Regions from separate parts of the Homo sapiens genome. Here region 2 is linked to region 1. The links are chromatin loops, found by intact Hi-C in ENCODE. Cell type or tissue: heart right ventricle. All regions are shown on one strand.

Region 1 (2,500 bases):
ACAAAACCAAAGCTCTGAGTTATGGGCAAATGGCAGGTGACTTTAGGAAAATGGGGGATTTTCACCACTGGCTTACTTCTATGGATTTTTACTTTTGCATTATTTTTCGCTTCATACAAATTTGTTTCCAGGTCAGCAATGCATTTAAAAATAAATATTAAATATTTTACTGAGCATTTTTAGGTAGATGAGGGTTTTAGGATTTCCAGTCTGCTATAATGCTTGATATAGAAGTCACCTTTGAGCATGGAGTACTTTTTCACAGTTAGTTTTTAGGAACCTAAAATAGATATCATTATATATTATTTGATGTGTGTGTGTGTGTGTGTGTGTGTGTGTGTATGCCTTTCATAAGTGCATGTTAAGTTCCTGGAGGAAATGAAACTTTTCTTTTTTCAGTGTTTATCTTTCCCAGATACAGGGTAAGGCTTCGCCTTTGGTCAGCACTCCATAAATGAATGATTTGATGGTCTTATTCTCTTCCCTGGGCTCCCATAGAAACTATGTCTATCAAGGAATAATTATTACACTGCAGCAAATTGTGTTTCTCCCTACCCAGCAGATTAGAATTTCTTACTGGCAGTCATCTTATTTTATTGTCTTTGCAGATTTAGAGCTTAGTTTAGAGTTTGGCCCATAATAAACACTAAATAAAAGTTGACTCAAAGAAATCATAGCCTTAGTCTCTGAGACTGGCATGTTAGGCAGGAGAAAGCAACCGTATTCATTTCAAGAATGATACTGATTTCAGTGATTCGGATGGGCTGGGAAAAGCCTGCCAAAGAGGAGACAGAGGAAACTGAGTCAGGCTTGATAGTCTCTGTTTTTATGCTTTCTGGGAGTTTTTACTTTAGGGGCCAGACAGGAAGGAAGAATGGAAAAAGACAAAAAAAACTTCCTTGAACAAAAATCAAAACTTTTTTCTTCCTGCAGTAGTCGCCAATGAATTGCCCAAAAGGAAGATCTTATCCTTCTTCCTTCCACTCATTTTACGGAAACATATGTTAAATACTTAGCATCTTTGATTATTTTAAGCTCTTTAAATGAGCTTAAGTTGGCAAAGTTGAAATAATAGAGTATGTGGCAGCATGGTGGTTTCCTATAAAACCCCATAAATAGGTATTCTAATCTGAGATCTTCTGTATATCCTGGAAAATCTTCCTAAATGAGGACTGTGAGCACCTTGCAAGTCCTCAGACTTCATCAGCTCTTATTTTTACCTGCTGGAGGTCATTTCAGTCCATGGAATCATGGCTAGGGCCTATTCTGACAGAGCCATCCTGATTCCTAATGAGGCTATCTTGAGTTTCACTCTGGGGAGTCCAGACTGCTGGAACGGAGACCACTCCCTTTTCCGGAATGCTCCCTTTGGACATATCAGCTCCAGCATGTAGCCTGCGGCAGCCAAACATGTAACTTGCTGGGAATTCGGTAATACTTTCCTTGACCTGTTGGCTTTAACGTTTGCTTTGATGCCCTTTGCCTTTTATTCCTTCATCTGTTCCAGAAGGTCCACCACATAGCCTGACTTCACTTTTGTTCTTTGTTCTGTAATTCTCTATCTCTGAAACAGAAATAACCATCTTTCCTGTGACCTGCCTCCAAGAGATAATGTGAAGCAGTGCTTTGAACACATCAGAAGAAACTATGCTAAATAATTTCAAAAGTAAAGGGATTAGTCATTTTTTTTCTTAAAATTCTTATGGATTGTCATAAAACATACTGATATAGCCTAACAATCCCTGTTCTGTAAAGCCCAAAAACATGAGAAAGTAAGAACTTGATATCAAACTTCAATTCCAATGTCACTTCCTCCAGGAAAATTTTCTGACCCCTCTCACTCTCTAAATCTAATACCTGCTGTTTAAAATTATAAATGTTGGCATTTATAAAACTCTTACTATAAGCCAGACACAGTGTTAATGCTTTATATGCAAAGCCATGTTTCCATTCATTTATTTCCTATTAAATCTAAATATTTAAAGTATATCCTCCTTGCCAAGCTTTGTGGTGAAATGAGTTTACGGTGATGAAAAAGATATGATCCTCACCCTCTTGAGCTACAGTCTAGGGAGGAAGATAAATATTGTATATACACAGAAGAAGATAGAATTAAAATTATTACAAGTACTGTGTAAGAAAACAACAGGCAGGTAGGAAAGAAAACAGAAACGTGAATAGAACTGATATACACTTTGAGATCAGGAGAAAGATGCTTGAGCTGTGACCTGTGAAAAGATATTTAGGCTGAAATCTCAGAGATGAGTCACCATTAGTTGGTGGGAGTTGGGGTATTAGAGCATTTCAGAAAAGGAGTCAGCATGTTCTAAGGCCCAAAGTAGGGAAGACTTGGTATATTACAGGACATAGAGAAAGTGTGGCTGGTGTGTAACAAGTAAAGGAGAGGGTGAGAAAGATGAGATTGATGAGAGGGGCAGAGACTGGAATCTAGCATGATTGCAAGGAGTTTTTATTTTATTCTAAGTGATTTCATAATAAG
Region 2 (2,500 bases), 210 kb after region 1:
TAACAAGGGACACATTCAGCTAAATTCTAGTAGGCAAGGTTCATTGCTGGTGCTCCTCCACAGAAATTTTTAGCACCTCTACCACTTGACATGATCTATAGCAGAATCTGAAGCTTCCCTCTCTTCTCTTTTCCCAAGAAAATTTCTCTGGCCTTCTCATCTGAGTCATGCTTTGTTCTCTACTAACCAGGTTAATGTGTTTAGTAAATTTTGAACATTCTGGAGACATTGTTGTTGCCAAAATAATTGGGGGAAGAAAGTCAGAGATGCTAAACATCCTGCAATAGCCAGGAATTAGACACAAGAGAAAAATTACCCTGCCCATCGTATCAATAGTGCCTCCCACTGTAAGGAATTTAATGGTGAAAATTAAAAAAAAAAAAAAAAAAAGCTTTATAGTGGGGAAACGGAAAGAAGGACTCTTCTGAGACACCATACAATGGCCGTTCTTCTGCCCCTTAGTTTTTGACTCACGCATCTCCACTAAGGTGATTCTACAAGAGAGAAAGCCTCGCACTTTTCTCCTCCACCAAGTAGCTGGACTGCACTTCACCCCACCCCCACCCCAGGAGTACTGTGACCACTTTTTCTATGCATCTGACCTCATGATCCAAGTACACAAAATAAACTCTGTGGGAATCATCCCAAGGGTTAAAGCCATTTCTTTCCACTTAAAATGGTGATGACTGACCTGGGAAGCAATAATTAAGTCTGAGTATAGATAAACAATAGGCAAGCTTGCACAACCAAATTCCTCATTGCAATCAGGTCAAAGTTAAAACTAATGACAAGCTGTGTCAAAAATAATGACACATAAAAACCTCTCAGTCAAGTGTGTTTAGTTCACAGATAGTCACTTTTAAGCATAAAACAGGTCTCCTATTCATTTGGATGTCATGAAATGGCAAAGTTGATACTGCTTAATGTAGGAAACTATTAGCTGATGCATATTTAGATTTCTGTTTAAAAACCAGAGTGTTAAATATCTTCCCCTAAAGAGACTTTCAAGTTGATCAAAGATACAGGATTGTCCTAATTCTTTTCAAATGCAGACCATCTTTAAAAAGTTAGAGCAGGAAACGTGTCCACGATTAAATAAAGTTAGATCTCTTATGATGCTTGCAATTTAAGATTTTTATCTTTTTGATGGGACTAATCCCAAAGCATTTTATTACTGGGTGAAGTCCCTTTTTCCATAGCATGGGTTCTGAGTCCAAGACCCAACAGGTCACAATTTTGCCTTTTATAATACACTTATATATGATATATAATATAAAATATAATAATATTTATGGAATAAAACTGCTCCAAGGCTGAGCTGAAAAGCACAGAAGGTGCTCAAGTGCTGCACTCCGCCTGCAATCCTGTGCATTCACAGACACTGGGCATCAGGCCTTCTGGCCCCAAACCAAGGAAGTTGCTTAAGAAAGAGCTGGCCCATTCCTGGGGTCATTTAACCTTCACTCCTCAGACAGAGCTTGTTTAAGCATTTTGCTCCTCAGATCCAGATTTTGGTCCCTGGTTCCTGAGGGACCTTTAAACCCCTAGTTTCTTGTCTTACGACCCACAGAGGACCTCTCTGATTAGAATGGAACAAGCAGATGAAGCTGGACCTGAGCGTTTTTCCATGAGCCTGAAATCTCTGTTGACATCTCCTCTGCCTCTCAGCCAGGACATTTTGAATCAGCCAGAAACTATCTGATTTCTCCATTTGATGTGATTACCTGAACACAGTGTAGCAGGAGGCCTAGACAAGATGCACAGGGTTGTTGTGAACTAAAGCTCCTTATTCCTTGAGATTAAAAGATACATGGTAATTCTGCCGCCCGAGGCCAGAGGCATCGAGTTTCTCTCAGTACAGACTTCCCCCACATTGGAAAGGAACTGTCATTAAAAACATTATTAAAGATCTGTCTCCCACGGGGGGCCCAATGGCCCCTCAGTCAGAAACCAGTGCTTTGCTTTTCTGCTGCCCACTGGCTCTTTGTTTGGAATCTAGACACCATCCCAAGTTGGAGGAGACTGGCCATAGGCTCACTGGGTCCTTTCTCAGAATTCCCACCAAGATGCTGCCTAGTAAAGGGATTGCAAACACCAGTCTTTTCCTCTATGCCAACGACTTAATTATAAGGAGCAGTCTCAAACCTTGCCGCCTTGTATCTCACAACCATCTGTGAGAACCACATCATTGCCTCTATTTTGCAGATGAGAAAACTGTGGTCTAGCTTCCATAAGTGACGAAGGGTCAAAGGAAGAGAAGTATCCAAACAAAGAGTGCAACCCAAATTATCTGGCTCCAAGACCAATGCTCCTGGCCATGCCCCTGCCCTGCAGCTGGCTTCTCAAAGCCTCCCTTCCTGGCAGCAACAGAGAGCGCCTGGCCATGCCTTCGTTCTTGTTTACTGGAGAGTTGACGGCAAGAAATCAGCAAGTATTAACCTGCAACTAACATAGGTCTCATCAGCTTTGTACATGAGTTTTTTTAATCGGACAAATCTAA

What was found. A loop is a pair of places that touch in the nucleus more often than their neighbours do. Peaks named below come from ENCODE experiments on the same cell type or tissue, not always from the same donor. Only the 100,000 strongest peaks of a DNase experiment are listed, where the experiment ranks them.
Region 2: a loop joins it to region 1, with 2.0 times the contacts of the local background. A loop is called at or near these places in 3 of 110 quality-filtered maps.

Annotation. Positions count from the first base shown.
Region 1 is chr12:42,968,407-42,970,906 of GRCh38, reverse strand. No RefSeq gene overlaps it. Among named protein-coding and RNA genes, the nearest start is that of LINC02461, 190 kb to the left of the region's middle. In heart right ventricle, no CTCF peak of the experiment used is centred here; a DNase peak (open chromatin) is centred at 1,356; H3K27ac peaks cover 2,052 bases.
Region 2 is chr12:42,758,985-42,761,484 of GRCh38, reverse strand. No RefSeq gene overlaps it. Among named protein-coding and RNA genes, the nearest start is that of LINC02450, 68 kb to the right of the region's middle. In heart right ventricle, no CTCF peak of the experiment used is centred here; a DNase peak (open chromatin) is centred at 1,394; H3K27ac peaks cover 635 bases.